Linked DNA regions of Homo sapiens: all the other regions are linked to region 2. A link is an interaction called in ENCODE POLR2A ChIA-PET data of the cell type or tissue named here. Cell type or tissue: MCF 10A. All regions are shown on one strand. Links, peaks and the distances in the headings refer to the core of each region. The heading gives the core; the rest is flanking DNA.

Region 1 (8,199 bases), core at 1,043-6,042, 98 kb before region 2:
GGTGCTGCTCGCTCTTTGGGTGTGCACTACCTTTATGAGCTGTAACACCCACTGCGGAGGTCTGCAGCTTCACTCATGAAGTCAGCGAGACCACAAACCCACCAGGAGGAAAAAACAACTCCAGATGTGCCACCTTTAAGAGCTGTAACACTCACTGCGAAGGTCTGTGGCTTCACTCCTGAAGTCAGCGAGACCATGAATCCACAAGGAGGAAGAAACTCCAGACACATCTGAACATCTGAAGGAACAAACTTCGGACACACCATCTTTAAGAACTGTAACACTCACTGCCAGGATCCACAGCTTCATTCTCAAGTCAGCGAGACCAAGAACCCACAAGAAGGAACCAATTCCAGACACACTAGTACCTGAATGATGAAATAATCTGTACAATAAACTCCTGTGATATTTTAAAAATATCTCTTGTAAAATTAAAATGCAGCTTTCTCTTACTGCAAACTTTCTCTGTCACTGCCTTGCTAAGCAGAAAATGAAATGCTATCCGTTTCAGACAAATTTTGATTTTAAAAGACAATAGTTTACATTGTTGAGTGCTTTACAATTTGCAAAGGACATTTCAAGCATATTATCTCTTGTAATCTTCACAAAATCCTCTGGCGGGTGGGAGACACTAAATTAACATTTCAATCTCTGTGTCTAAATGCCAGGAGAGCCCTATGATAAGAACATCCATTGCCCAGGGCTGGCTTCCTGGGCAGGGGACAATTGGGGGCCCACCTGGGAGGGGAGCTTGGTGCCTACACTCACTGGATCCTACCTCCCACCTCCCTGGGCTGGGTTCTTGGCTGTGCTCTCCTGTTCTCTGGGTATGAGGAGCATGCTGGGGTCTTCACTTGCCCACCCTATGATGAATCTATCTGTGCCTAAGGGAGTTTGTCACAAAATACCCAGACAGGTGGAGACAGTGAACATTGGAGGAGGAGAAAGCTTTTTTCCTGCTTTTTGAACAAGGGGCCCTGAATTTTTATATTGCACTGGGCTGGACAAAATATGTAGTCAGCTCTGAACTTAATAAATGCCATCTCATTTAACCACTTCACAATTAAAGCTATTTTATAGGCATCAGAGCATATAAAGCTCTAAAAAGTTAAATCATTTGCCAAAGTACACACACCTGATCACTGCTGGAACTAAAACTTGAACTCAAGTCTAAGTTCAAATGAACTTTTCACCTCACCTTACCTGCCAGGAAAAATATATGTTAAGAACATTGTGTAATAAGTGAATTTAATTTTAAACTTTTTAAAAATTTAATCTTTCATTTTATATTCAAGGAAAGAGATGATCCTTCTAACTTAAGAAAGCATTTGTATTTCTTAAGTGGATTCAAGTAGGCTGGTTTTATTTATATTATTATGCAGTTTTTTTAAATTAAAAAATAATTTGTTTAATATCTTTTAACCCATGTCAAAGATTCACCTGACTCAAAATAAACTGACTTACCAGATTGTTTGTCCAGTTTGCTTGGCACATATTCTATGTCTCTGCTTGTGCTTTCTGTCCAATTCTCAAGGCAGCTTTGTGTACTTATTGCAGGATAACATCTGAGCCAGCTCCCGGGTTGCTATACATAATACATAAATCTCAGCTACTGCTAATTCTGGCCAGGCATGGTAGCTCATCCCTATAATCCCAGCAGTTTGGGAGACTGAGGCAAGAGGATTGCTTAAGTCCAGGAGTTCAAGACCAGGCTGGGCAATACTATGAGAACTCTACAAAAAATTGAAAAATGAGCTGGGTGTAGTGACTTGTGGAGGCCGAGGTGGGAGGATCTCTTGAGCCTGGGAAGCAGAGGTTGCAGTGAGCTAGATTGTGCCACTGCACTCCAACCTGGGTGACCTAGTGAGATCTTGCCTCAAAAAAAAAAAATCCTTATGAATTGGCCTCTGTACTTAAGATTTTTAGAGAGAAACATGCTGAATCTGATATTCAGAGGTTGGTAGGTGTTGGGAAAAAGCTGAGTGTTGGGAGGGAAACTGAGGCAGGGCTTGCATAATGTCCTCCAGAGTGTGTCTAGACTAACTGGCTCCTTGCTTCTAGCCCTCCTAGGCTTCCAGATTGATTGCATTCCCATTATCTCAAGTAGCAGAACATGTTCCTTATAAATGCTAAACCATCACAGCTGTAGCTCATGTGCCTGCCCTTTTGACCTCCACATTGTCACCACCTGTTTCTTTGTTGGATTACCAATAAATAGCATGGGCTCCCAGAGTCAGGGATTTCGCAGCCTCCACACACTAGCGATGGCCCCCTGGTGCCACCTTTCTCTCTCAAACTGTCTTTTTTCTCAATCCTTTGACTCCCCCGGACTTTGTCACCCCCACGACCTGGTGTTGGGTCTGATCACCCCAACATTTCTGGCGCCCAATGTGGGGCAACAAAGATCCTGGTGAAGGAATACCAGAGCATGTGAAAGCAAAGGACGCCTCATCAAAGGACACCTGAGGATGTCGAAAAGAAGCTTGGCTGGAAAGCTGAGCACTCACAAGAACCAGGGTAACAAAGGGACAAAGTGAAAGCAGACATTCTGCTTGTTTAAATTTCCTAAGGCATTATTACAAAGAGGGGGAATGAAAGTTAGTGCTCAGAATTTATCACTCACTCTTTAGCGCAGTAAGGCAGTTTTGCTCATGGTTCCCAGAACAAGGGACTATGGAGCTGGATGAATGGGAGAGAATTGGCAGAGATTTTTAAAAAGTGTATAAAGATGGAGCAAAAATTCTAGTCTCAGTTTGGTCAATGTGGGCACTAACAGAAGCAGCTCTTGAGCCATTTCAAACGGATGATGAGGCAGATTCAGATGAAGAAGAGGAGGACGAGTGTAAAAACAAACTTCAGATTCTGAATGTGAGGAACAGGAAATGGAGGAAATTAAAGAAAACAAAGGGAATCTGAAAAAAGTATTTTTTAGTAGCCCGTGGGCTCCACCTGCTGAATTAAGTGAATGGCCACCTCCTCTCTCTCCCCTTAATGGGCAAGTAAATGAATTAGCTGCAAAACTTACCTTTCCTATAGTTGCAACATTAAAACCTGGAGCAATTGGTAGTATGAAGACCCAGTGGAATCTGAGGCTTGTTTATTTAGAGAGCATCTCAATAAACCGAGGCATATCTGGCACAGCCAGGGCCCTTACAAACGGCAACAATTGTTTCCCGCTGCAGCGGGCATTGCTGCTGTGAACCTTTGCAGCACAGTTCCCCGTTTCCCTGCTTCCTGGGGAGCCACCAGAGAGGGTCCCCACAGGAGCTGGGGAACTCTTGTCCTCAGGAAGTCGGTCTACTACTTGAAAGAGCTAGAGGTGTCACTCTGCATACGGGAATGATTGGTTCTGATTATACCAGAGAAATTCAATTAGTTATTAGTTCCTCAACTCTGTGGTCTGCTTCCCTAGGAGAAAGAATTGCTCAGTTGTTGACATAAAGCTGGGAAGCAGCTTGGTGAAAAGAACAGGAGGCTTTGGTAGTACTAATCCAACAGGAGAGGCTGTATGTTGGGTTAATCAAGTGTCTGACAAAAGACCTACATGTACAGTAGACCTGCTGTTGCATGCTTACAGATTGACACACAGGCCTGGTTGGCAGTAGTCCCGGAAAAAATAAATCACAGGCTGCTTTGCGTAGGGCAAGTAAAGTCATCTTGAAGCTTCAGTTTCATGGTTAACCTGCCTCTGCTAGAGAAAAACAGATTTAACGAGCACACAGGCATGATATGGGCTGAATGTGTTCATTGTGCTGTTTGTGGTCTTTATGATGGGAATGTTCAACCTCTTCTCCTACATTGGTGCAAGACAAAATGAAGCCTTCACAACAGAGTTTTAAGACACTGTTCTGGGCTATATGTGGACTTTCTGAAGTGAAATCAGTGGTTACAATGATAACCACAAATTCATTGAAAACATTGGTTATGTTCTTTATGGAGTCTATAATGTTACAATGGTCATTGTTTTGCTAAATATCTTAATTGCCATGATCAACAATTCATTCCAGGAAATTGAGGATGACGCTGATGTGGAGTGGAAATCTGCAAGGGCCAAACTCTGGTTTTCCTGCTTTGGGGAGGGGAGAGCACTTCCTGTTCCTTTCAATCTGGTACCAGGTCCAGGGTCCCTGTTTTGTCTCTTGCTGAAGCTTAAAGGGTAGATTTCTGAGCTCTACTCAGGGTCATAAAAAAGGTTTCCAGGAAAGATGTAGAGCTAAGTAAGTAGAACTAAGCAAGTAGAGATAAGGGAGATAAATATAGAGATAGAGATAGAGATAAATAGGTAGAGATAAGTAGAGACAGAGTTAAGTAGAGAGATGGAGATAAATAGAGAGATAGATGAAGACTAGCAATATAAGGTCAGTGCCCTAAAGAGGTACTGATCAGTGCCCTAAAGAAGTACAAAAGCAAAGACTAGCAATATAAGGTCAGTGCCCTAGAGAGGTACAAAACTAGAGACTAGCAAAGACTAGCAGAGATTTACAGGAACAGACAAGAACATTCTGAATTATGGAAATTAGCTATGGCTCAAAATCCAATCAAAATCTGAGAGGGCAAATATAAAAGGAATAGAGGGGATGGAGGTAAGGATAAAAATGCTCTTTCTTTTCTCTCCTACAGGACCTTTTGGTCCTTTAACTAAACTTAATCAAAGGGTGGATGCACTGGTGTCTGCAGTCTCTGCTGATGCACAAGCATTCCATTCTTTAACTCATCTTAATGCCGCAGGCCTTAGAAAAAGATATGGTCACAAACAAAGAGCTGGGAAAAAGGAAAGATAATTATATGGCAAAGAGGATTTGCTTGTGTATCTCCAGGTGACAATCAGGTGCCTGTGTGGGTGCCCACCAAACATCTGAAGATCTATCATGAGCCATAGCATCTAGTGGACCCACCTGTACAATGCTAATTGAAGTTTTGAAAAGCCTTGATTTGCTTTCCCTGTGCCTTCTGTTAGAAGGGGCCTATTTCTCATTATCAGTGGTCTCCCAGCTACAGCCACGAAAGTTTTTGCTTCTGTTTCAGTAGATTTACTAACGTGGGGGTGAGGTTATGCTTGTGTTTTTGCAGGAGATGAATGAACTGTGTGGATGCCCTCAAGATGTGTATGACCATGGAATGGGAGACTGGAGGGACCCATAGATCCCAACCTTGGACCGGGTCCCCCCAGTACAAGCCATGAGCCAGTTGAATCTGAATGCAAAGAAGGAATGAGGACCGACCAGAATCACGATGTTTAATAGACCAATGCTTTGTGACTCAGCTCCCCTCTACCCTGAATACAAGAGACCCTAATAGTTGGGCAGGAATATCATCACCCCTATTCAGCATGAAGAAGTTACAGAAGACGGACCTTCATCCTTCTGCAACCCCTAGGATTAAGGGTCCTCTTGTGAAAGGGAAAGGGGAGATATGTGGGAAGTATTCAAACCAGAGCGACTCCAGTTTCAATAAGAGCTAAGAAAAATAAAGCTGGATCACCAACTGGCAATTAAGGGCTGCACAGCCTGCAATCGTCTTGCTCAATTAAAAGAGGCCACCTTTTATGCTAGTAATAAGGATAGTAATAACGATACCTTCTCGTTTTCAAAAAAGAGAAATGGGGCATGTTGGGAAAAGGCTGAGTGTTGGGAAAAAGACTGAGGCAGGGCTTGCATGACTGACATAATGTCCTCTGAAATGTGTCTAGACTTGCTGGCTCCTTGCTGCTAGCCCTCCTAGGCTCGTATTCCCATTATCTCAAGTAGCAGAACATGTTCCTTATACATGCTAAACCATCACAGCTGTAGATCATGCACCTGCCCTTTTGACTTCCACGTTCTCACCACCTGTTTCTTTGTTGGATTACCAATAAATAGTATGGACTCCCACAGCTCGGGGACTTCGCAGCCTCCATACACTAGTGATGGCCCCCTGGTCCCACCTTTCTCTCTCAAACTGTCTTTTTCTCAATCCTTTGACTCTGCCGGACTTTGTCACCCCCACGACCTGGTGTTGGGTCTGATCACCCCAACAGGTAGGCCTATGAGAATCACAACTATCCTGTTCTTTGGAAGGTTTAAATTGTAAAAACAACTTTTGGGGGTTTTGTCTTGTTTTTTTCCTTAGAAAACTTTGCTAATACTTTCCTTAAGATGAACAGTCCTATAGATTTAAATAAAACTTGTAGAATGCACCAAAGATTACAAAGGACTTTAAAAGCAACCGTGTGAAGTCAGTGTTATGATTGCCATTTCACTGATGTGTGTTCACATCAATTTTCATTGTACATTCAGATGGACACACATTTCATTGATGTGTCTTCACATCAACTTTCTTTCTTTTTTTTTTGTTTGTTTTTTCTTTGAAAAAGAATTTCACTCTCGTTGCCCAGGCTGGAGTGCAATGACACGGTCTCAGCACACTGCAACCTCTGCCTCCTAGGTTCAAGCGTTTCTCCTGCCTCAGCCCCCTGAGTAGCTGGGATTACAGGCACACGCCACCACACCCGGCTAATTTTTGTATTTTTAGTAGAGATGGGGTTTCACCATGTTGGCCAGGCTGGTCTCAACCTCCTAACTTCAGGTGATCCACCCATCTCGGCTTCCCAAAGTGCTGGGATTACAGGCATGAGCCACTGCGCCCGGCCTTCCACATCAATTTTTATTGTGTGTTCAGATGAACACATATGTCATTGTGTGTTTGGATGAACTGTTGTGGAGTAAGGCCAGGCAGGACTCTATTCTTACCCCAGTGCCCTTATTACAGCAATACATCTTTTTCTAGAGGTACCACAACAGGCCAAGGGCTCAGGCTAACATGCTGGCTAGATGGCCTTCTTAGAAAAGGGCATCCCTTGACACTGCCAGTTGTTTGTTTTCTGGGACTCCTATTTCATTTAGGGATAATACCCAGAACATTGGTTGGACCACTCTATCACCTTTAAGAGACAGGAAGGGATAAGGATCCTAGTTGGTGTGGTTGAAGACATAGTCAAATTAAACAGTTCTCTTGGAGAGGTGGATCTCCAAGACTTCAGAGGACATAATGTCCTCTGAAGGTGTGAGGTAGTCTGGGCTCTCTTGAAAAGCACAGGGATGACAAGTACTTTTAGGGTGGGGCAGGAAGTGTGGGTTTACCATCCCTGTACACTCTGCCCATTGGTCTGTCTTCTGGGGTATCACTTAGTTTGGGAGGTAGAAATTAGCCTCTTCAACCTGAGCACTGCTAAAATTCTATGGGCTAATGTAAAAAGTTGGATCACACAGCACAGACAGAAATTGTGTTTCCACAGGAAAGATTAGGAACGTTTCACAGAGGACTGCTGGTTGCCTTAGTAACACGACAGCCCTCTAGGACAGAGCTCCAAATAGACAGGAAGTGAGGACACCAGGGCCAATGTCGGCAGAACAGGCATTCTTACCTAAAACACAAGAGTCCCGAGGCCGTGTTCGGGAAGTCTGTGCAACCCTTAGCATGAGAACAAATCACAGATCTGGTGTGATTTGCTTGAGTGAAAGAACACGCAGTCCATGTTTCCCATTACCCAGCTCCATTTGGATAAATCCAGAAGAAAACACACAGAATCACATCCTTCTTGTCCAGTTAACTTGCTGCCTCCCTGAAGAGTATGATTTACATAATCATGAGAGATGCTGTTTTTAACAAACACACCAGAACTTACCTATCCACAAGATGGCCACCTTTCACAGACATGGGCTGGGGTAGGGTGAAGGCACAGTTATTGCTGAAGATATAAATGTTGCTTTAAGGTAGTACTTTGGAAAATCTAGTATTTGATCACTAGACATACAAGACAATCTGATTAGTTTCTGAAATCACCCTTCAAGTTTGTTTGTTTTTAACTAAAAATTGAGCCCTAGATTGATGCACCTCTCCCTAGTGCCCAGCACATACTGGTATTCCACTAAGTGATTCATGAATGTCCAGAGATCCATCTCCCTCCATCACTCGAGTTCCCCCAAGTCAGCTCTACCTTCAAAGGTGAAGACTTACCATCAGCAGCAAGTCCAAAGGATATTCGGCAGAGTCTAGTTGGCTTTCCAAAAAGGCATCCCAACAGGGCCACTTCAAGGGGACAATATTCACTAAATGTTATGGTTTTAAATTACAGCCACAAATTCATTAATGCTTTCTTCATGAGAGGTGGGGCTTACGTTCCCTCCCTTTGAAAATGGGCAGGCATGTGTATCTTTGACT
Region 2 (8,199 bases), core at 1,465-6,464:
CCATTAGATTGTAGAATAGAATAGAAACATTAGAACTTCTATGGATAGTTATTTTTTGGCCATCTTTTAAATTCATATTTGTGTGTTTTCTAATGGTCAGAAAATACTTGTATATGGTTTATAGATAAAAGCATTTAATGTGAGGGGTGCATTTATTTATTGGGGTACATCATCAGAAGTCTAGAGAACCAGAAAGTTAACTCCTTCTCTAGCACCAGTATCATGAGAGACCTCTGAATGCCATTTTTTAAAAAGGAAAGAATTTGTCAATTAAAGGGGAATAGAAACTGCTCTCTGGCTAGGTTGTGATTCATGTCAAATAGGCCTGTGACTTAAGGAGAGTCAGGTTAACTCCAGAGTATGTTTTGTCTCTGGTCCCAAAACTTAGCAGTGTGGAAGCCTCATTGGGATCAGGGTTTTATTTTTTTCTCTTTTGTTTACTATCATATCCCCTGAGGCTGGAGCTGACTTGCATATCCTCAATATTTGCAAATTGAATATATGGGCGTTTTTCTTGCATGATAATTAAGTATTATGCTGAGTTGGATGCTTCAAGTCAATATTCAGGTTGCCTCCTTTTGTTTAAACCTTTGGGCAGTTGGCAAGATGCAGCCTACATGCCAGTCAGTTTTACTGTCCTGCACATGATACCCCCACGCGGTAGAACCATAGAGCCGTGGAGGCCTCAGAAATGTCACCTGAGAGACAGGGTGTTGGGATGTAACTTAAAGTAATTTTTTAAGAAGTGGGTATAATGAAACAGCAAAACGTTGATCATTACTGAAGCTGAAGTTGGAGTCACGGGTACATAAAATATAGTTTTATTATACTTCTGTGTCTACTTTTGAATAGATTTGAATTTTCATAATAAATTTTAAGTGAAACATAAAGGGAATATAGAGACCCCAAACTAGTATCACCCATTCCGAGCAGGTAATGGCCGAACTGCATAGTCTCTTTTTCTTTCTGTCTTTTAAACACTGGTCATTATTCTATAATCTTCTGCAACTTGTTAGGTTTGTTTTGATTTTGGCTTCCCCAGAGCCAGTCACCTCTTTTTATAGTTACCTGAGCTCTTTGTGTAATTTTAGCTCATGTCTCGTGGTTGTCACCAGTACCTCTCTTCTCCTTCCCAATACGATGAGCTAAATCCTGGTTAACCTTTTCCCTATTTCACTTGTTGCTTCCTCCAACACCACTGAGGTCTTCCACATGACAGGCACAATTCAGAGGCCAGAACAGGGTCCCATGTTTTTTGCAGGCTGCGTCCAGTCCTGGGGAACCTCATAGCCTGTGATTATCTTCTAGATTCCATTCATGTCTGCTTTTTTTTTTTTCTTTTGGATGGCGTCTCTGTTGTCCAGGCTGGAGCGCAGTGGTGCCATCTTGGCTCACTGCCGCTGCGCCCCCCACAGGTTCAATCGACTCTCCTGCCTCAGCCTCCGAGTAGCCGGGACTACAGGTGTGTGCCATCACGCCTGGCTAATTTTTGTATTTTTAGTAGAGATGGAGTTTCGCCATGTTGGCCAGGCTGGGCTTGAACTCCTGGCCTCAGATGATCCACCCACCTCTGCCTCCCAAAGTGCTGGGTTTACAGGCATGAACCTGTAAACCTGGCCTCATCTCTGCTTTTTAAAGTAACAGCAGGTACCTGTTGAAATCTGTAAAAACTCAACTCAGAAGTGGATTTCTCCAAACTCGTGAGAGGCTGATCTTCTTCTCCCTGGGCAGAGAGGTCTTTGTGTCCTGTCTTCTCACCCGTGTCCTGCTAAGCCATTTCTGTGGTTATCAGTCTCTGAAACCTTGGTCTATTTTAAGAGGTGTGAGTAACTCTACCCAACCTTTGCCCTTTTTAACCTTCTTATCCAGGTCACTGATATGTGATAGCTGTGACCTCTGCGAGCTGTGGGGTGCTGTGGACTCCTTGAAGACAAGGACTGGGTCTTACTCTTCCCAGTTTCCCCCCCCAGGCCTGGGTCCTGGAGGGGACAGGAGGGCTCTGTGAACTAAACACCCACTGGGTGAGGGCGAGCCTCCTTTAGCCAGCTGTTTCTTACTCAGCCAAGACATTGACAAGAATGCTGTCATGGGAGAGAGAGAGGCAGAGGCTCCTGACGGTTGCCTTACAATGCGGCTGCGAGTCCCCAGCCCACCTGCCGCTCCTTCAGGGCCTCCTCCCTGCCTCTTTGCTCACAGCACTGTCTGGCTGTTGCTGGTGTTTCTCCACCCACTCCTGTCTCTGCCTGTTCAGACTTGGCCTGGTTCCACCCTCAGCTCTCTGGACAGCCCTCCCTCGGATGCCTGGTGCATGCGTACTGTTTTCTCCCTCCCCTAGATTCCTGGAGCACCAGGGCCCTACCTGCCGTGGTTATCAGATCTGTCTTCTGTAGCTCTGTTAACTCTTGCAGGTGTGTTTGTCTTCATTGATATCCTAAACTTGCTGAAGGCAAAGAAAACCTTGTAAGTATTTTATCCTCAGGCTTTCTGATTGTCAGGAACTAAGGAGAGTTGGTTATCCCCCTGGAATGTTCAGAGTGTTGCTTCTTTTTTTGTGGTGTGACTCCTTTTTCAAAGAGGCACGAAAGTGGAAGTGGCTCACATAGCAGGTCAGTGGCTGAGCCGGGTCCAGCGTGGGCAGACGGGGCAAAGCATAGCTACATATTTTCCAGGAGGGGTTTATATCCTATCTGTCATTCTGTTCTGAGGACAGGTCACTACCTAAATCCTTCGTGGAGCAGGTGGGAAATACATAAATACAGGAGGACATTAACTGACCTGACTCACTTATAGCTTCTTTATCTGGAGAAACTTTTAAAAATACAGCTAATAGTTAGGATGGCAAGTTTTATATTAATTTTTCCATAGTAAAAAATTGGGAAAAATACAGCAACATACAAAGAACAACAACATAGTAGTAAAAACACCCATAGACTCGCCACATAGAATTGAAGGTTTTAACATTGACTCTTTTCTTCATATATCACTGTTCCCTGGGGGTTTTGGGTATTAGGTGGAAACTTGATTGTTTAGTCCTGGACGCCAGGATTGTGTGGCCATCTTTTCCCTTCTCTTACATAGTCTTGGAGAAGCTACCATGATGTTCATGATGGAAAGAGGCGTAGCTCTCCTCTGTTCCCACTCTCCTTTTTTTTTTTTTTTTTTTTTTTGAGGCGGAGTCTCGCTCTGTCGCCCAGGCTGGAGAGCAGTGGCACGATCTTGGCTCACTGCAAGCTCCGCCTCCCGGGTTCATGCCATTCTCCTGCCTCAGCCTCCCGAGTAGCTGGGACTACAGGAGCCCACCACCATGCATGGCTAATTTTTTTGTATTTTTAGTAGAGACGGGGTTTCACCGTGTGAGCCAGGATGGTCTTGATCTCCTGACCTCGTGATCCACCCGCCTCGGCCTCTCTAAGTGCTGGGATTACAGGCGTGAGCCACTGTGCCCAGCCTTACATGTTCATATTCTGTTTATTTCCATAGTCACCACGGGAAGATGGGAAGATCCTGACTTTGGGCAGAGCACCTGAGAGGACCCCAGGATCTAGGTACCTTCTCTGCGTGCAGTTTCTCAAACAAGTGGAGCTTCCTCTCCATCCATGGCCCTCGGAGGAGGAAAGTGCCTGCATAGCTTGGGGCCAGCTCTGGCTACTGTGAAAGGACATTTGATCCTCTCTGCTGTTCAGTTGTGCTCTCTTCTCCTGGTGTGGTCTCTTGCTTCAGGGCTTACTTTGTGGTTAGCTGAGTCCAGTAAGGTGAAGAGTCTTCTGGATTATTTCAGTGGCAAAAAGCCTTTTATTTCCTTCTTTAGCTTTCGTAATAACAGGCCGTGCTTGTCTTGCCTAATACCCTTAGAACATGCTGTCATGTTCTTCAACTTGCGGTCATAGAGACACAATTCCGACTCTTCCTGTGCTGAACATCAGCTGAAATAACATGCCGTATTGATCCAGTTCATGAGTGAGAAGTTTAGTCTACACAAGCCTTTTCTGTCTTGCTCTTTGCAGAAGGATTGCGTCAGCCTAAAAAGCGGATCTTTTTGTCTCCATCCGCTGCCACAAAGCTGTTGACGGAGGCTATCTGCCCAAGTTGGCTGCCTTCTCTAGCTCTTATCAGTAAACTTATCTGCCTCATTGTGACATATCTACAACAGTTGCTTAGCCTTATTCAATCAGTATTGGAAGACAAGTGGAATCATCTTTCTTCTCATAGGAAATTTTTTGAATGGAAACTTGCCCTCTTAAATATGTACCGCCAAAATTTAGCCCTGCTGTCCCACGCAAAGGCTGTACATGACCTGGATATCGTCATGGGGCATGTCCTAACTATAATCATCATTTTCTCAAGTGGATGTACATGACAGATCTTTGCAGCTGTGTGTGAAGAGAGAAGGGAGGAGAGCTATATGTTTTGTTTTGTTTTGTTTTGTTTGCTCTGGAGAATGTTGGGCATATCCTGTTGTCAGCATTCCGTACATCTCAGGTGGCCGCCCACTAGCTCTGTGTTTCTGGGAGCATTCTCCTCACTAGAGCCCTCGCGTGGGACTCTGGATCTTGTGCTTGAGTCTTGTCTGTTTCCCTGGTTTGGAAGATTCTCTTTTCTGTCATAGAAAACTCACAGAAGTTGGAGTCCAGCCCTGGTATGGGGCTCTGGGCTCAAGCCTTTCTGATATTTGCTGTTTTACTTAAGAAAAGTACTTATTTGATCTCTTCCCTTCCCCCGGGGCAGCCTTGATTTGTTTTAAATGAATCATCAGTCGTCTGTCCAAATCTCACTGTATCTCAGCGTCTTCTAAAGACAGTAGCCCTTAGAGTTGATGGCAGTCTTGGGCTGACATTCTACATAAGTGAAACAATTTGAGAAATATAAAACATGATCAAAATAAGAGCAAGAGAATATTTTTATGTCCCCTTTACATCAGTGGCTCGCACCCTTTTCTTTTTCCCCCAGTCAGCCAGGAGATGTTCTCTACTCCTTTCTGGTGTGCGGTGTAGGAGTCTGGTGGCGGGTAGAAGGAGACTACTGAAGTTGGAAAATGCTTAATACCCCCTTTCTTTTTGGAGAATCACTGTTCTATGAATATATCCTCAAGGGACTTGCTGCAGAGACACAGTCAGAATCACAGAGGGTCTGACACGGTCAGAATCACAGAGGGTCATTCATGACTCAGTAGATGTTTGTTAAGCACCTGTCCTTGGCTCGGGACTGTGTTAAGAACCAAGGGCATATAAAGACAGATGGGAGGAGACCCTGGCCGGGGAGAGGAAGAAGCATCTACATAGGTACTAAGTACCATTCGCTGTAAGTGTAAGACAGGAGGTGCTAAGTACCACACAGGGGTTACAAATAAAGAAGTCCTGGAGTTCAGAGGAAGGACTGATTGCTTCTCATAGAGGGGATTGTGTAGGATTTCTGGGTAGTTGTGGAACCGCCGCCTCCTCCCACATGAAGGAGGGCCCTGAGGACCCTGGAAGGTTGGGCCGGTTGCTCACAAATCACCCTCCTGTCTCCTCCTCCCAGTGTCTCTTCAGTGTTTTGCCATTCATTCTCAGGCTCAAAATTACTTCTCTTTTGTCCATTTGTATCCACTTAAGCAATTTTTAAAAATAATTAAACTTTTTTTATTGTGGTAAAATATATATAACATAAAATTTGTCATGCTAATCATTTTTAAGTATACAGTTACACAGTGGTTTGAAGTACATTCATAGGGTTGTATAACCATTACCACCATCTAGTTCCAGAATGTTTCGTCATCCCGAATTGAAACTCTGTGCCCGTTCAGCAATAACGCTCATTCCTCCTCCCCCTGCCCAGCCCCCAGTAACCTCTCTGCTGCTTTCTGTCTCTGTGAATTTGCTGATTCTAGGTACCTCCTAGAAGTGAGATCATGTAGTATTTGTCCTTTGCTTCATCCATGTCATGGCATGTATCCAAATTTCCTTCTTTTTAAAGGTTGGATAATGTTCCATTGTATAGACTACATTTTGATCCGTTCATCTGTTGTTGGAAATCTGGGTTTGAATCCTGGGCTCTTAAAGCATTGTGCAGCTGGGCGCGGTGGCTCACACCTGTAATCCCAGCACTTTGGGAGGCCAAGGCGGGCAGATCACAAAGTCGGGAGATCGAGACCATCCTGGCCAACACGGTGAAACCCCGTCTCTACTAAAAATACAAAAAAAAAATTAGCCAGGCGTGGTGGCGGGTGCCTGAAGTTCCAGCTACTCCGGAGGCTGAGGTGGGAGAATGGCGTGAACCCAGAAGGCGGAGCTTGCAGTGAGCCGAGATCACACCACTGCACTCCAGCCTGGGCGACAAAGTGAGACTCTGTCTCAAAAAACAAAACAAAAAAAAAGCATTGTGCATCGTGGCTTGTCATTGTCAGTGTCACCTATGCCCTCTGTTTAGACTTGAACACCCACGCACGACTGGGCTGATGTGCTCAGCTCTTGAGGTCTGTGGGCTTTGGCTTCAGACCCAGGCACTCATCCTGTTCTCATGTGGAACTAGGGCAGGACATTTGACTCCTGTACAGTTTCCTGATCTTTGAGCTGAAGGCAGTAACAACCCCGTGCAGTAAGGACTGTGACGAGGACGCATTTAGCCCTGTGCGCAGTCCCGTAGCACAGCACCTGACACACGGCAAGTGCTTAAGCACAGTGGCTCCTAACAAACTCATAACTAAGCCCATTTCCCCAAACATCTTCCTTCCCCTTTCCTATCCTATCCTATCCTATCCGCTTGAGCCCTATCGTTTGTTCCAGATTAATGTGCGAAAGTGCGAGCCCTGAGGTCAGGAGGCACTTCTAGTAGCCTTGTCTCTGTCCCTGGGGCATGAAGGATAGCTCATTTTCCCAGATGATTCTCATTTGTCAAGGACCAGCTCAGCTGTGCCTTCTCCATGCAACCCTCCCTAAGAGCAAATGCTCCCTGTCAGAATTCATTTTGCACTTACTGCTACTCTGTTATCCACTATTTTGTGTATACATTTATGTTATGTCTTTTAATTCCAAGCCCAATATAAGATTCCTGTCCCAATATAAGATGAAAGTGTCCCAAAATTCTCCTTCAGCCTTCCTAGTTAAGTCTTACCAAGGCTGTCATAGTATGAGGTGCTCTCAGCCCCTGTATTTGGAACAGCCTCGGGGAGAGAGGGCACCTTGTCCTGAAACCGTCTCTACCAGTCCTAGTCATGGGTCCTTGTACAGGTCAACTAGCTGAATTAGACTTTTTCTACAGCAAATGTAATGCTAGCTGGGTAATTATTTCTTAGGGTTTCAGCTTACAAAGGCAAATGTTGGTTGTTACTGTAAAAAGTGCATTTAAAAATCAGTTTAAAAAGCTATAAATAGAGTATGAGGTTTAGTTAGATAAATGTGGACCCATAGGACAAAATTTCTCCTGTTCTAATATCATTCAAATGTGTTCTTGTGACTTGGGAGAATTTTTTCACTAGTAGCACATACATGACTTCAAAAACTGCTTCAATTTCAACAACTTCAGTGGAAGAGGAAAATGTGAATGTATGCCACAGAAAACCATTCGATGCCTCAAAAAGTGGCTGTAGAGATGCCCCAAACCCTGTTTGAAGATGCATATTCAAAGAACTCAAATAACATATTAATGAAATGTGGTTTATTTGTTTATTTTATTTTTATTTTTTTTGAGACAGAGTCTCGCTCTGTCGCCCAGGCTGGAGTGCAGTGGCGCGATCTCAGCTTACTGCAAGCTCCGCTTCCCAGGTTCACACCATTCTCCTGCCTCAGCCTCCCAAGTAGCTGGGACTACAGGCGCCTGCCACCACGCCTGGCTAATTTTTTTTTTGTATTTTTAGTAGAGATGGAGTTTCACCGTGTTAGCCAGGATGGTCTTGATCTCCTGACCTCGTGATCTGCCCGCCTCGGCCTCCCAAAGTGCTGGGATTACAGGTGTGAGCCACCGCGCCCGGCCTAATGAAATGTGAATTTAAAACAGTATTTCTAAAGTAATTTAGTTCTTCATGTGATTTAACTGGAGATGTAGTTTAATGAATACAGAAACTGCTATAAGATATTTGACCCTGCATCCTAAAAATTTATCTGTTCAAATTCGACATATTGTGTTTGAGATCTCTTTATTTTGGGGGGCATATATGATATTTGTGACCAATGTGAATGGTTGAGGTATGGTCCTCATTTTACTGGTTAACAGTTCAAAGCTTTG
Region 3 (8,076 bases), core at 1-5,000, 120 kb after region 2:
ATAGTATCACTATAAGCCAGTGAAACTTCATTATATCAGCACTTTTCTTAGCTACTTAATGAAGGCTGGAGGAGTAATGTCTAGAATTGCTGATTGTGTAAGGTATTTTCACTCGGACAGCTGAATTTCATCAAGGGAAGTTTTTATTCTGTGTATAAATCTCAATTGAAAAATCACACTCTGCTGTATTACAGTTTTCATTCATGTAAGACCACTCAGCCATGTTCGAAAGACCAGCCTCTTCTGTTTGGTCTAGCCCATGTTCACGGCATCTTTTGCATATGAAAAACAAGCTATTTTCCCGTATAAGTGGTAGGTAGGATTTTAGAAGTTAAGAAACAGGCCGGGTGTGATAGCTCTCACCTGTAATCATAGCACTTCGGGAGGCTGAGGCAAGTAGATCCCTTGAGCCCAGGAGTTCAAGACCAGCCTTGGGCGATATGGTGAAACCCCATCTCTACTAAAAATACAAAAACTAGCCAGGTGTGGTGGTGTATGCCTGTAGTCCCAGCTACTCAGGAGGCTGAGGTGGCAAGATCGCTTGAGCCCTGGAGGTCCAGGCTGCACTGAGCTGTGATCGCACTACTGCACTCCAGCCTGGGTGACAGAGCAAGACTTTGCCTCAAAAAAAAAAAAAAAGTTAAGGAACATTAAAAAGGAATATAATGGGAAAACAAGTTTATTGTTTTAATACATTTTGTAGTTGCTTCTGGATTTTTACTGCAGACTTTGCTACTGTTATGCCATCTGCCTCAGATTAATAGAAATGTTTAAGTTCTAGGAAAGAAATTTGTATTTGTATGCCCTAATATAATTTTATATAATATATATATATGTAATGTATACATATTTTATGATCAGATTTGTATTCACTTCTAAATTCAATGTTAAGGTTTTGACACTGATCTAAATTAATTTTCCTGAGCCTAAGGTTTGTGTATATATTAGAGATCCAGAAATAGAATGCTTTTAAAGGTATTTTTTTAATTACCTAAGTAGTCCAAAGCTTATGATTTGGAGTTTGTTACTAAATTTGGGCAAGTTATCTGTAGCATTGATTCAGCTTGAACATAATACTTTGGTTAAAAGCGAGGTTTAGTGTCTCTGCCTTGTTTGGAACACACCACCTGATGAGCGTCCTGTTCTTAGAGTGAGCTCAATGCCTTCTTGCACTCCTCTTGTATTAACTGTCCCTTTTGCCTTATTAAGTGTAGATATTTGGGCATATGTCTTACTCTAAACATTTAGTGACAAATGTGACTTCTTCCCCTTTATTCCTCCCTAGAGCAGGTGCCCATGGGAGCTTGAACACATTAGTTTGTCAAATATTTGTATAAAATTCCATTATCATGTGTGTGGTAGTCACAGCATGACACCTTTTCTGCTGTCATCTTGAAAACATGCTATTAAACAGCAAACTATCAAAGTATGACAAAATTCTGTAAGAGGAATTTAATCATGCACCCTTAGATACAATTTGCAACTGGAAGTTTGACTTTGTTAATTATTTCAAAATCATGAGTTGGATATTGTATTTTATGTTGGGTTTGTATTCTAATTTTAACATGAATCATTAAGAACATTTGGATTGGCAGCCTTTGAGACATTTAATTGATTCTCCCAATAAATAATTTCTTGAGATGATAGATTTGGGTTTTCTTTTTTCCTTAAGAACTTTTATGGATCTGGTGTTCTCATTCCATTAGTTATTTCAGTTAAAGTAAAACCTGTCTTACAGTTTTCTGTGTTTTAAAATAGACATGATATCAAGCAGATTCTACACAGCACGAGCAGACCTGCCCAAACCAAGCCTTGACATGTCCCAGATGTGATTTCCTGTCTCCAGTAATAGAGATGATACAATTCTTTGAATCAGCTGGTCTTCTGGGATAAGAAGATCAGTTCAAGCTTTGCAGAGCAGCTCCCTAGCAACTTTGTGATCAATTATATTCTAAGGGAAATGGATTAAAACCAATTGTCTTAATGGTCCTAGTTAAAAATGAGAGGAGGAGTAGTTAATGGAAAGCTCAATCAAAATTTGCATTAGTCATAAGATTGGGCTATCTAAGGACAAGGTTATGAGTTTTTGATATTGCTAATTATATAATTTTCTTTCAACAGTATGATTCATCCAGCCTTCCAGCTCTGTTATTTAAAGCAAGAACACTTCTGGGAGCCGAAAGCCATCTGCGAAATATCAACCATCAGTTAGAGAAGCTCCTTGACCAGGGATGAGAAGAGCAGTCTACTAAAATGTGCCTATAGGAAGACTAGTCTCATGCTGTTACCTTCTGAAACTGTACCTTTATAAATCAATTGTTTTGCAAAGAAGTTATGGCCTACTTAGAATCTAAAATTTGTTATTCAAATTAAATGGCTGTGAACAATGTTAAATAGCATCAGTTTGTCCAATAGTTTTAAAGGCCATAATCATCTTTTCTGGTTAATATCTTGAGTAATTTTAAAATGTTGACACCTTAATCGGTCCCAGGTATGAGCTATAATAAACTTGTAAAATTAAGTTGATGTGAACATAATTTTGATTAATTAATAAGGCGATTTCTCCTGAATTTACACCAAAGCTAATTTTTAATGAAATTGGTTTACAGAAGTAAAAAACAAAAATTGGAAAGCAAAGTAATAAAACTTAGTTTATATAAACAGGTTGAATGATATATTTATCAAATCTCACAGACATCAGGCAAATTATAGCCTGGTGACAAAAGTGTTCATAGTGAATTAGTTACTCTTGTAATACTTCTATAATTAGTTCATCAGGAATTTCATCCACTTCACTGTTATAACTGAGAAGACTGTTCTCTGCAGCTTCAGCTAATTCAGCATCTTCAGTAGCTTCTAAAAAATAAGCATCATCAATGCCATTATCCCAGACAGCATCAGCAGATGCACCTGTTGACAGCCTGCTAGGTGATGGTTTATGAGGATTCTGGGTTTCATTGCTCCTAGTTTCATCTGCTTCATCTGTTGTAAACTCTTCTTCCTTTATTTCAGTGGTGAAGGGATAGAGAGTGGGATAGGAAAATATTTACTCAGGATATGTGATTTAACCTTATACTCTATGTTGAAGTAAGGTATTAAGTGACAGATACTAAAGTGAATATGCAGGAGGAATGCTGTCTCCGATATCTCACCGTGGGAATGAGTGCACTGATTCAAACGTTGCTGCACTGAAGCTCAGACACACTTGAAACTCCAAATTTGAAATTACCTACAGTTCTGTGCACATACTTTTCAATACTCCCCGACGGAAGAGCAAGGGTGGATTTAATTTTTTAACAAGTGGACAGTCCAGCTGAAGACAAATCAGAAGATAAATTTGCTATCTTGACAATGGACTTAGTACCCATGCTTTAAATTTTAAAGTATTTAGCAAATCGTAAACATGGATTGAAAAAAGATTAAAAACAGTTGCCAAAATATGACTGGATTGTATATTACATAATAGTATTGTATCAATTATTTTACCATAGAATGTCTTCAGTATAGACATTTAGTTGATCCGCCCAATACATTATTTATGTAAAGAATGTCCTTATTCAGTGCAGTGGCACGTGCCTGTAATCCCAGCTACTGGGGAGGCTGAGACGGGAGGACTGCTTGAGGCCAGGAGTTTGAGACCAGCCCGGGCAACATGATACCCCCCTGTCATTAAAAAAGCTACAGAATGTCTTATTCTTTCCGCTACGTGCTTAAATATTAGATGAAGGGTTTTGATGTCTGCAGTTTAAGAGAGTCATCAAAAATAATGCGTATGTATACAGTAGAGGGAGAAAACCAATGTGGCCAAGTGTTAACAAATGGCAGATCTCAATAGAGGACAGACAGCAGAGTTCCTTATTCTTGTACATTTCTGTAGGTTAGGCCTTTATAGTAAATTTAAAATCAAGTGACCAATGAAATATCAGTGCAATAGAAAAGCAGGTATAAATAACACCAACTGGTAATTTAAAATATTTGTTTTAAAAAACAAGATGAAGCAGGAGAGGCAAAATGTTAACTGAAAACTAAGTGACAGCTACATGGGTGTTCATTATATATCTTACTTTAAAAAGTTATGTCCAAGTAGTGGTAATACTGACCAATGGTACTTTCAACTTGGCATTTTTGAGGTGTTACTAGATAAGCGGAAAAAGTAGCTTAAAAATCCACTGCAACCACGAATATCTAAATCACAATCCAGACTAACAAGGGCGATGCAATCCTCCTCCTCTTGGAGACAGTTTATTTTTTAAAATTTACTTTGTTCTTGGTTATTTCAAAACACATTTTAACCTGGTATTTTGCCAGAGAATCTGGCTATCAGTTATTTTATGTCCAGTTCTTGCAGACCAAGAATGGAATTTCCACCATTTCAAACATATGGAGTTTTTTCGAGAGACGTGTTAAGACTGAGTTTTCTAGAATATAAACCCCATCACCTGTTCTGCTTGTAGCAGGTAACTTCTTTTATTCTATTAACACTATAGAGGAGAAAGCTGACAGATGTGACAAAAAACAAAACACAAACTACAATTTAAAAGTGAAATACGTCAAAAACAGTACTTAATTACTGCAAAAAAGTTACAGAAAAATGGACAGAGGACAGGTACAGGCACTTCATTATAGAAATACTAATAGTGAATCCGAAAAAAGTTCATTACAGAGATGCAAATTAAAACAACTGAGGTACTGCATTTTGCCTACCAGATTGGTAGTGATTCGAGGTAAACAAGCACTGCTGGCAAAGTGTGAGGTAATAGGTGCTCTCATAAATTATCTGTGGAGGTCTAATATCCTATACTTTTTATGGAGAGCAATTTGATAATAGGTACTAAAAATATTTGTGATACTTTAGAAAAAAAACTGAAATAGTATGTGTGCTATCACTTCAAAAAAAAAGAAAATGAGCATACATAAATTCTCGAAGGTACGTGCCAAAACGTGTATCATTTATTTCTGGTCAAATGAGTAAGGAAGATTCTTTCCTCTTTGCTTCTTGTGTATTTCCTAATTTTATGTATTTTCTTTCTTTTTTTTTTTTTTTTTTTTTTGAGGCAGAGTCGCTCTGTCTCCCAGGCTGGAGTGTAATGGCGTGATATCAGCTCACTGCAACCTCCACCTCCCAGGTTCAAGGGATTCTCCTGCCTCAGCCTCCTGAGTAGCTGGGATTATAGGCATAGGCCACCACACCTGGCTAATTTTTGTGTTTTTAGTAGAGATGGGGTTTCTCCATGTTGGCCAGGCCGGTCTCAAACTCATGACCTCAAGTGATCTGCCTGCCTCAGCCTCTCAAAGTGCTGGGATTACAGGCCTGAGCCACTGTGCCTGACCTAATTTTATGTATTTTCAATTCATTCTACAATGCACGTTAATTATTTGGGTAAATAAAAAATCTTTAAGAGAAAAATGTTGGTTTGACAACCTGGTAATACCTACCAAAATTAAAACTGAATATGCCCTTTGACACAATTCTACTTCTAGAAATTCATCCTACAGATACAGATGTTCAAAGAAATACAAAGATGGGTATTTTGTTACTTTGAAAAGCAAAATATGGGAAACTTCTTAAATGTCTGGGACTGATTAAACTGTACACCTCAAGCAGCAGTAAAAAAAAAAAAAAAAGGTTTGTATTATCAGATATGTGCTGAAATGGGAAAATCACTACAATATATTCCTATAATACAGTCATAAGTGAAAACAAGGTAGCAAATGGGTTTCAATGCTATTTGGACACTACTCATGGCTCAGGTATACTATTGTACCAAGAACTCCCTGGTAAGGAGAAAGACACTAAAATCTGTACTTACCTCTTTGAAAAGAAACAGGAGACATACTTCAGCAGGTAATGGGAAACCTGAATCAGAAAGATAGCAAAACTATTACATATTACAGTTATCTAATTTTTACTTTGTGGTAAATGTAAAAATTAGTAACTTACAGTCAGATTTGAAGTTTTCTGCTTTACATACAGGGTCATGACATTTTTGATACCAAACTTCATTTTTCAGATCAACCAGAATCCTTTATGTTTAAAAAAAAAAAAAAAGTATTAATACCAAGACTGGGTAGAAAACAAAATCCAGCTGCATGCTGTTCCAAGAAATATGCCTAAGACTTAAAGATGGAGAAAAATTAAAAAGTAAAAGGATAAGGATAGATACATACCAATCAAAACGGTGGTTGCCAAAAATCACACAAAATGAACTGCAGGGCAAAAAGTAGATACTGATGAAAGTTCCCCCAGGAAGATGTAACAATTCTCAACCTGTACTCACCAAATAATACAGCTGCAAAATATGTGAGCAAAAATGGACAGGACCACAATGATAAACAAATCTACCATAAATCAAGGTTTTTAAAAAACATACTCTCAGTAATTTATAGATCAAAGGATAACCACAAAAAAGGTCCAATAAGGATACAGAAAAAATGAATGACAAAAAGCAATTAAGAAGTTTGATCTAATAGGTAAATATGAAGCAGTTCTTTATAAAACCAATTCCATGCTAGCTATAAAGTGAATTTTATCAAATTTAAAATCATCACTTCATACAGAACACATCTGAGCATAAAGCAAATTTTAGAAATAAAACTAATAGAAATCCATAATTTGGAAATTAAGAACAACTTGAAACAACCAATGGTTCAAGGAAAAATAGTGGAAATTAGAAAACGCTTAGACCTGAGTGGACTGGAAGTGTACATATTAAAATATGTGAAATGCAGCTAAAGTCACCTTTAGAGGGTAATTTATAGTCTTAAAATCTTGTGTTATGAAAGAAGAATAGCTAAAGATACATGGATTAAGTGACTAACGTGGAAAACAACGAACTGAATAAAGAGACCAGCCTGGCCAACATAGTGAAACCCCGTCTATACTGAAAATACAAAAATTAGCTGGGCGTGGTGGGGGGCACCTGTAATCCCAGCTACTTGGGAGGCTGAGGCAGGAGAATCACTTGAACCTGGGAGGCGGAGGTTGCAGTGAGCCAAGCTGGTGCCACTGCTCTCCAGCCCGGGTGACAGTGTGAGACTCTGTCTCTAAATAAATAAATAAGTAAATAAATAAATAAAAGGCAGGCAGTCATAAAGAGACAAAAGTAAAAAGAATCAACGAGGCCTACATTTGAAGAAAATGAAATTAGGGTAAAATTGATTTAAAAATAAGGCAAAGACACAAATGTTATTAGAAATTAAATGCATCATATGTTTTTAAGAAAACAATATTGTGAACAACTTTTGCCAGTAACTTTGAAAGTTTTTGTAAAATAAAGTACTACATAAAAATAAACTAAGCAAACTTAAAAAGCAACAGAAAACCTAAACAATCCTATAATCACTAAAATTCTTAAAGATTTGATTAAATAGTTGAAAATGTTCCCACATTTTACAGAAAAGGAAATAAGATGGTTAACACTCCCCATGGCAGTAGGTGAGGTGTGGGATGGGGAGGTGGTAAGGGACCTGCACCCAGGAGCAAAAAAAGGCAGGTGACTTAGTCTAATCTTCCCTTAAACATTCTAGTAACAGGCCTCCCAATTAATGAGCTAATAATGCTGTGGCTCCCAAACTGTACAGGAAGGTGCCCCGGGCACTGCAGGATATTGAAATACTGCTAGAAAACACAGTGATACTTGACATTTCTTGAGCAATCTGAAAACTCCTTGCCTGCAGTTCACATGTGACTTCATTCCTTTCATTCATGCTCCATCTTTGTAGAGCTGGGCTTTGGGGTGTGGTTGTAATAGAAAGCACCATTAACATCAGGCCGGGCATGGTGGCTCGCGCCTGTAATCCCAGCACTTTGGGAGGCCGAGGTGGGTGGATCACAAGGTCAGGAGTTCGAGACCAGCCTGGCCAACATGGTGAAACCGCATCTCTAATAAAAATACAACAAAAATTAGCCAGGCGTGGCGGTGGGCACCTGTAATCCCAGCTACTCGGGGGGCTGAGGCAGGAGAATTGCTTGAAGCCAGGAGGCAGAGGTTGCAGTGAGCCGAGATTGCACCACTGCACTTCAGCCTGGGTGACAGAGCAAGACTCCATCTCAAAAAAAAAAAAAAAAAAAAAAAA
Region 4 (8,199 bases), core at 1,334-6,333, 86 kb before region 2:
CCAAATTCTTTTTAAAATTTTTTTGTTTTGCCATTTTGTGTTTATAAGCTATAGCTCCTTCCAAATTCTGATGAAAATAGCGATGAAGACAAAAAGAGAATGCTGTCTGACAAGTTGCAGGTGAGAAAAACTGAGTGCAGCAAAGTCCCCAGCGGAGCCGCTGAGGGATTGTGCAGACAAGAGATGCTGTTCTTCACACTCCTGGATTGGTATCCACGGTCCTGCCTCTGCTGGGGCCGTGAGCAAGCGTGGGACGGTGAGCATTGCCAGGAGCATCTGCGGTGCTTTCTGCAACTTCTCTCCCACCTTGCCTCCTTGCGCTGAGGCTCTCTGGCACTTTCAGAGACCAGCAGCTGCTGAAATGTCCTGTTCTAAGAGGACCTGTTCACAAGTGGCTGTGTAGGCCGATGCCAGAGGTGGTGATAGTTGACAAAGTTCTAGACTCAGCCCTGCCACTACCACTCAGTGATTTTAGGGAACTGCAGGCCTTGCCATGCCTCCGTTTTCTCAACAGCCAAATGAGGATAACAATACCTGTTCTTCCTTCGTATGAAACAACTATGAAAGACAAATGTGACAATGGCAACGGCATCACTTGATGGTTACAAGTGTTGCCTATTTTCCAAAACCCATTATTACATCCTCTGGTAACAGAAGTGGAGAATTATGAATAGCGATTTATTCATTGTAAGTTAAAAAATGTCTCATACTCTTTTCTTTCTTCTAACAGATGATTCATACCTCACCTCTATCACTACCTATCTTCATGTTTCTCTTTCTGGTATGAGGTCTTGTGCATTAGCCTAATAGTTATCTAATTCCTGGGCCAAAGATCTAAGGTTGGAGGTCAGTGGAACAAATTCAGCTTGCCAACAAAATTGGTTTCAACTCACATGGTGTGGCTGTTATGTTTCAAAACTTGAACTAGCAGAAAACAAAAATTCAGATTTCCAGCTTCGTTCAAAATTTCAAAAATCTGGTTCCACTCCTATATGGCAAGAGTTAGCTGGTGTAGAATGGCAGCTACCCCCTTTAGGTAGGGCACATGAGCTTGAGTTTTCCGCAGTCACCATCATTCCCTATTGCAGCCCTCTCACTGATGCCAAGTGTTCATTGTAGTTTCTCATCTATACTTGCAAATCCATTCTGTTCTTTTAAATTGCCTGACCTCCCCCTGCCCCAGAGTCTTTTAAATCTGTCATCTCCTATTTTTAAAAGTGTCAGATTCATGTACTGGCCAGTGAACCCAAAAGCCTATGTTCTTAGGTGGCACTAAGAACGGGTGGTACCCCAGTGCTCTTTACTGTTTGAGTTGGCTCAGGAACTAGGATTTGTAGGCCCGAAGGACTAATCGGTCTTTAAGACTCAGCTCTGAGATCTCCTCAGATATCCTGGTTGTATAACACAATATACATGTTGGTTGTGTCTATGAGTTGACAGGGCTCTAAAGCATTCATCACACGAATGTCTTTGAGGCCAATGCTGTCCTAGGAGTTTCTCGAATCTTGCTTGGTTTCCTTGTCTGTATCACCACTGATCATAATGAATGCCCTCGTCTTACCCCTGGAAAATTGCATCAGTGGTTTTGGTCTTTTTGTCTCATCTCTTTCTTCTCCAGTCCACTACTTTACTGGAACCAAAGTTAATCTTCCTGGGTTCCAGTAAAATATAATCTGCTCTCTCCTTCATTTATAAACCCCAAATCATTCCTAAAGAATGAAGTCCAAGGTCCCTATGAAAGACCGTCCTCCATCTAACCCTAAACCACTGCTCTGTCCCATCTTCCTCATACCCTGGCTTCCTCCCAGTTCTCCACATGCACCATGGCCTGCCCAGCGGGGCAGCCTGCACCATCCAGCACCTTAGTTTAGAGTGTGCTACGGTAGCCCTCAGACCTCTGCATTTCAAAGGTCAGTACCTTTTTTAAAAAATGTGGGAAACGTGATGTTTTTATTAGGCTAAGTAAGAGAGAATGTAAATGATAACATAGATGGTATCATCTATATTCAGCTTGATTTCATAAGAGAAAGAAAAACAGCAACCCTCCAAAAGTAGAAAGTACATCATCCGAAACCTAAGTTCCTTTCAATTGGATAAATTTAGCTTTTTGAAAAGCTTCCTACCTGGTCTTTATTTTTCTCATGTCCTTTCAGACCAGTGAAAACGTAACCACTGGCATCTGTCCTGGGCTTGCTTTTGAGACACACGAACCTATCCATCTTTTTCATTCTAGAAAATTCTCACCCATCCTTCAAGATCAGTTCTTGAGTGAAGTATTTGCTGACTCCTGAGGCAGAGGTAGTCGCTATCCCTTTGTGTATCTCCTTGTTACGACAAAACATATATCGATTTTTGATGGTGATTTCTTGGTCACATGGAACATGGAATCACTAAAGCCCCTTCAAAATCCTCTTAAGCTGGCCGGGCAGAGGGGTTCACACCTGGAATCCCAGCACTTTGGGAGGCCGAGGCCATGGATCACTGGAGGTTAGGAGTTCAAGACCAGCCTGACCAACATGGTGAAACCCCCGTCTCTACTAAAAATACAAAAATTAGTTGGGCATGATGGCAGTTGCCTGTAATCCCAGCTACTTGGGAGGCTGAGGCAGGAGAATCGCTTGACCCCAGGAGGTGGAGGTTGCAGAAAGCTGAGATTGCACCACTGCACTCCAGCCTGGGTGACAGAGCCAGACTCTGTCTCAAAAAAAAAAAAAAAAAAAAAATCCTCGGGCGGTGGGCAGTGGCTCGTGCCTGTAATCCCAGCACTTTGGAAGGCCGAGGAGGGCAGATCACCTGAGGTCAGGAGTTCGAGACCAGCCTGACCAACATGGTGAAACCCCATCTCTACTAAAAATACAAAAATTAGCCAGGCATGGTGGCACGTGCCTGTAATCCCAGCCACTCAGGAGGCTGAGGCAGGAAAATGGCTTGAACCTGGGAGGCAGAGGTTGCAGTGAGCCGAGATTGCACCACTGCACTCCAGCCTGGGCGACAGAGTGAAACCCCATCTCAAAAAATAAAAAAATCCTCTTAAATAGCCTCTCTTCTCCCACATTTCCATTCCCTATGGCAGCTGCTCTTCCCTCTATTTCTCTTTAAAAAACATCTTTGGGCCAGGCACAGTGGCTCATGCCTGTAATTCCAGCACTTTGGGAGGCTGAAGTAGGTGAATCACTTGACCCCAGTAGGAGGAGTTTGTAGTGAGCCGAGATTGCACCACTACACTCTAGCCTGGGCAACAGAGCAAGATCCGTCTCAAAACAAAAACAAAAACAAAAAAAGCAAAACGTCTTCAGCCCTTCTGGGCACACTTCTACGTCCCCGCTACCCAAAACTGCACTGGTGCACTGGAAGAGAGTTCAGTGAAAGCTACATCTGTCCTCAGCCCAAACGATAAGCCACGGTGCCTGAGCCATGCCCTCATCCAGCATGACAGTGAGCTTTCTAGCCGAAGTCTGTGGTCCCAAGTCAACGATGAGGGACTCATAGCAGAAAGATCTGAGGCCTTGCACATACGCACGTTTTAAAAACAATGAAACAATGAATAAAAGTTCTGTAGTGACGGCCAGTAGTGACAGTCCATGAGGGGACATCCTGGTACTTTCCCCTGTTTCATACTTTTCCTGTTACTATAACCATAGTCTCTACCTTCTCTAGAAAGATGACTAAAACATGTTTAGGACACCTGGGCAGCTGTACTGAGATACCAGCATGTGGCAATCCAGCCATTATGGGAGCTGCACTACTAAAGCACAGGTGCGTCCTGCCCATTCTTAAGCCCAATTAGGAGGCAGGGGTCTTTGATGGTGGAACAGAGTGGACCCTGCTGTGCATGATGTACCCAGGCTGTGTCAACTGCATTTGTGGCTTGTCCCATGACCCTTTGGCCCATGCTGCTGTGAGGGTGGCTGTTGGTCAGGGTTGAGAGGCCAGAGAGGAGTGGGCAGGCAGCTTCAGGCCCCACGTTGGTGTTGGCCTGGGCACCTGTTGGATCAACACAATAACTGTACCCTGGAGTTCCTGGAAGCTGCCTTCTGCTCAGCCAGGCCTGCTTGTGGGCGGAGCCCATGCCAGCTACATGTGTCAAGGAAGCCACAGCTTGGCTAGTGAGCAATGCAATTCTGGGAATGTTCAGGCTCTCTCTGTTCTTTCCTCTCTTGCAAACCATGGGCACCCTTGGGTCCCTTGGGGTCACTATGTTACACCTGCTTTTTATCTGTCTGGGCAAGAGCTGCTCAAGCCACACCTTGTGACACTGAGGTAAGAGCAGAACGTTGCAGAGTGTGCAGGCTGGAGTGTGTGCTAAGGCTCTGTGTGCTGATTACTCCTTGTGTGTCTCATTGCTTACAGGATTTTTTTTTTTGAGACAGGGTCTCACTGTGTCACCCAGGCTGGAGTGCAGTGGTGTGAACATAGCTCACTGCAGCCTCGGACTCCTGACCTCAAGCAATCCTCCCGCCTTAGCCTTCCAGGTGCTTGAGATGAGAAACAGACTTTTTTTCCTTTGAGAATTCATTATTTCTCCCCTTGGGCTGTTTGTTCAAACCCACACAGGAGCAGGAACATTGCTTTCGATTGCCAAAGAAATGACATAATGATGCCAATGATTAAAATGTCAAGAACACAGTGTCTTGGGCTGAGATGGTAAAGGCAGCATTCAGGCAGTGATGATCTGGGGTGATAGGAGTGGCTGTGGGGAGACGGAGGCCTCCCTTCTTGTAGGATGGGACTCGGTCTTTCCTCTGCCTCATTGCTATTATTGTCTTGTTTTATTTTTGCTTTTGTTTGTTTGGGTAGGTGAAAAGGCAGGTCGGGTGAAGAAGAGCAGGATGTTTCATTTTTATCAAGCATCACCTGATTCAAAATGTAGCCACTGAAAAGAAGCCATCGTTTTTGGCCTGCGTCTCTGAGGATAAGATAGTGCGTGGGTGATGGATGCAGCCCAGGTGGGAGCTGTCTGCAAATAACCCAGCTGCTTCCTGTGGCCCTGGTCATCCTGCTGCCCTCAGCTTCTCCCACGGAGGCCACCTGCCCCCCTAACACTGAGCTGCTCACCTAGTCCAGCCACCAGCGACGGCCCCTGGCCTTTGACGTGTCTGTTCTCTCCTCTCTCACTCCACCACCACTAGCTTCCAGGGATCTCCAGCCTGTATAGAAACTTCTCACTACGCTCTGCTCTCGCCCTTTTAGCAGTCTCCTTATGCTGCTGACTCCACCTCCCAGGCAAATCATTCTAATTTAATTCTTTACAAGTATTCTCCCTCCTGGAGTGCTGGGCTCCACCACGGGGGCAATCAAGGCACATCACCCACAGCTTTCCAGACACCCACAGCCTTCCTGTCCTGCTGTGAGCGTGGCTCCTTCAGCCTTCTTCCTTCTTCGCCTGTGGGGAGTCAGACATTCGCCAACCTCGTGCTCAATCCCTGCCTCTGTCCAGGCCTGCTAAGCCCATAAGACATATCTGCATGTGTCAGAATATGTGCAAGCTTTCGACAGGATCCCCGTTTCTCCCCATGGAGCTTTTGGCAAATGAAGGGTGTGGTTCAGCAGCTGGTCTGATGTCCCTTAAGCTCCCCCACACCAGCACACCAGGACTGTCTCTGTCTCCACATTCCAGCATATCTGGGTCTCAGCTTTGACACAATCAGACACTGTTGCTGAAGTTTTTATGTTTATATGACAGAAGAAACTGTCACCCCTCCCCTGCCCCCCGCCCCCACCCACCTGTTATAAGAAAGAGCTCCAAGGTCTTGAGACCACACGCAGGGGATGGGAAAGCTGACATTAAAGGGGAATGAGGTCTTTCTGTGATTCCAGCAGCCTCAGGAGGACAACGTCAGAAACCAAAAGCTCCTCTGCCCAGGGATGGGGACCCGCCGACTTCAAGGGCAGAACAGGTGCCTGGCTAGTGGGGGAGTTCCCCAATGTGGATTTAAACTGTAGTGTCTTCAGAGAACATAACCAACATTTGTCTTTAGGAGATGTGTTTGTTTGAGTAGATCAGCTATGAAAATACCCAGCCGGCCTGCAGCCCTCCCGGCAGATGCTGAAAAGGAAACCCGACTGGGAGATGCCGCCCACCCTTATCCCCAGAGAGCTGCGTTGTTTCCTCTTGCCTTGGCCTTTGGATCCGGCCATAGCAAGCATCCCTGGGCACCTGGCTGAAGCTGGAAACTCGGGATAAGAATGGAAGCCCTGGAAGGGAAGAAGAACCGAGGAGTGAGCTTGCCCTGTGAGGAGGGGTGGAGCTCTTCAGAGGTTGGGGGTGAACTTACGAGACACCTGAGGAAATGGAGGCTGTGCTGGAATAGGGGAGCCTGGATGAAAATCAGAGAATGAGAAGGCTGGGTTCAGAAGGGTGGGAAAGTCCCCGGGCGTCCCCCTCGAGGGGGATGAGGTCATCCAAGGCCACGAGGAGGACCAAGCCTTTAGGCAGAACCTTAGTATTTACCCTCCTGTGTTGTAATTCTGCCTCATTGTGGCTTTCTAAAATTGCGGAAAGATGTACATAAGAGTTACCATTTTAGCCATTTTCAAGTATACAATTCAGTGGCAGTAAGCACATTCACGATGTTGTGCAACCATTACCCCACTGATTTCCAGAACATTTCATCATTCCAAACACAAACTCCGTACCCATTAAGCAATATTCCCCTTTCCCCCAACCCCTGCAGCCCCTGGCGACCTCTGCTCTACTTTTTCTCTTTGAATTTGACTACTCTAGGTATCTCAGATACTCAGGTAAAGGGAATCATATAATGTTTTTCCTTTTGTATTTGGCTTATTTCACTTAGCATGTTTTCAAGGTTCATTCACGGTGTAGAATATATCCAAATGGCATTCCTTTTAAAGGCTGAATAGTATTCCATTTTATGTAGATGCTACCTGACAGTCAATGAATGGGCTCGCTGCCATATGTGCATAGAAACCCATACTGTGGCTTTTTTTTTTTTTTTTTTTTGGAGTCAGTGTCTTGCTCTGTCGCTCAGGCTGGAGTGCAGTGGCATGATCTCGGCTCATTGCAACCTCCACCTCACAGGGTTTAAGCGATTCTCATGCCTCAGCCTCTCAAGTAGCTGGGACTACAGAGGCACACCATCATGCCTGGGTAATTTTTATATTTTTAGTAGAGACGGGGTTTCGCCATGTTGGCCAGGCTGGTCTCACACTCTGACCTCAGGTGATCCACCCACCTCAGCCTCCCAAAGTGCTGGGATTACAGGCCTGAGCCACCACACCTGGCCTGATTTACAGTATTTGAAATCAAATCCGTCCTCAGCGTTTCTCCAAGGGGATCAGAGCAGGGCACTCAGCAACATGCTTCCTTTAGGTGTGTTGCAGAAGCTTAGCTACTGACATGACGCTCTCTCCTGTTGCATTTAAAACTGGAAACAACTGAAATGGTCAGCAACATGAGACGGCTGGGGAAATCATGGTCCATTTCTATCAGCCTTCACCAATAATGTCCTTCAAGATTTTTCAGTGAGATGGTCAAAGATCTCATGATATAAAATTGAATACAAAAAAAGCAGATGACAAAAGACATATACAATGTTATACATTTGTAATACATCTTAATACATCTCTTTCCTACACACACACACACACACACACACACACACACACACACACATATATATATATATATATACATGCAGGAAATGATAGTGCATTGTGGTGAGATATATGTATATATATAAAAGCAGGAAAGAGATGTGTGAAGTATAGTTTGTCTCTGGAAGATGGGGTGAGGAATAGTTTTTATCTTTTCTACATTTTTCATAATTTTTTTACAGTAAGCATACATTATTTGCATAATCAGAAAAAAAGCACTATACATGTGGAAATGGCAGGTATGCATGCATACATCCAGCACTATTCCATCTGGCCAGAGAATCCTGTGTCATCTCCTCACATTCATCTCTGGGTGGTCACCCATGTCAGGACCGTGACTGGCCCATGAAAGAGCCAAAAAGAATCCTCAGAAAATATCTACTCACTAAATTCTCTGCATGACCTAGTCTCAGGAAGGAAAGGGTGGAATCTTGTTACCATATTAGCAAGAGTGGCTGTGCACATGCTTTCAGGGAAGAACTTCCCTATTATGACACTATTTTTAAAAACAGGCTTTCCCGTGCTTAATCTGTTTTGTAAATGATCCTCTCTCTGCCCCTCCCCATCCTACAAAAAAGAAGACAT

The links. ChIA-PET counts read pairs that join two places held together with the same protein. Peaks named below come from ENCODE experiments on the same cell type or tissue, not always from the same donor. Only the 100,000 strongest peaks of a DNase experiment are listed, where the experiment ranks them.
Region 1: POLR2A ChIA-PET joins it to region 2 with 19 read pairs; 2 of 35 experiments call an interaction of 5 or more read pairs at or near these places.
Region 3: POLR2A ChIA-PET joins it to region 2 with 15 read pairs; 3 of 35 experiments call an interaction of 5 or more read pairs at or near these places.
Region 4: POLR2A ChIA-PET joins it to region 2 with 32 read pairs; 2 of 35 experiments call an interaction of 5 or more read pairs at or near these places.

Annotation. Positions count from the first base shown.
Region 1 is chr4:184,906,897-184,915,095 of GRCh38, reverse strand. It overlaps the pseudogene TRPC6P7. Among named protein-coding and RNA genes, the nearest start is that of LINC01093, 12 kb to the right of the region's middle. In MCF 10A, for the core only: no CTCF peak of the experiment used is centred there; a DNase peak (open chromatin) is centred at 3,585.
Region 2 is chr4:184,809,259-184,817,457 of GRCh38, reverse strand. The region is part of intron 1 of ACSL1 (acyl-CoA synthetase long chain family member 1); the gene reads left to right. Among named protein-coding and RNA genes, the nearest start is that of ACSL1, 13 kb to the left of the region's middle. RefSeq lists enhancers at 1,319-1,398, 1,669-1,988, 2,169-2,228, 2,369-2,548. In MCF 10A, for the core only: no CTCF peak of the experiment used is centred there; DNase peaks (open chromatin) are centred at 2,247, 3,777, 4,727 and 5,427.
Region 3 is chr4:184,689,447-184,697,522 of GRCh38, reverse strand. It overlaps PRIMPOL (primase and DNA directed polymerase), which reads right to left. Exons shown (of 14, transcript NM_152683.4): 12 at 5,942-6,024; 13 at 5,811-5,857; 14 at 2,571-3,001. The coding sequence ends at 2,744. CENPU (centromere protein U) reads left to right here. Exons shown (of 13, transcript NM_024629.4): 13 at 2,122-3,438. The coding sequence ends at 2,235. Among named protein-coding and RNA genes, the nearest start is that of CENPU, 41 kb to the left of the region's middle. In MCF 10A, for the core only: no CTCF peak of the experiment used is centred there; no DNase peak of the experiment used is centred there.
Region 4 is chr4:184,895,368-184,903,566 of GRCh38, reverse strand. It overlaps LINC01093 (long intergenic non-protein coding RNA 1093), which reads left to right and starts at 4,106. Exons shown (of 2, transcript NR_039977.1): 1 at 4,106-4,260. RefSeq lists an enhancer at 6,159-6,448. In MCF 10A, for the core only: no CTCF peak of the experiment used is centred there; DNase peaks (open chromatin) are centred at 4,116 and 4,576.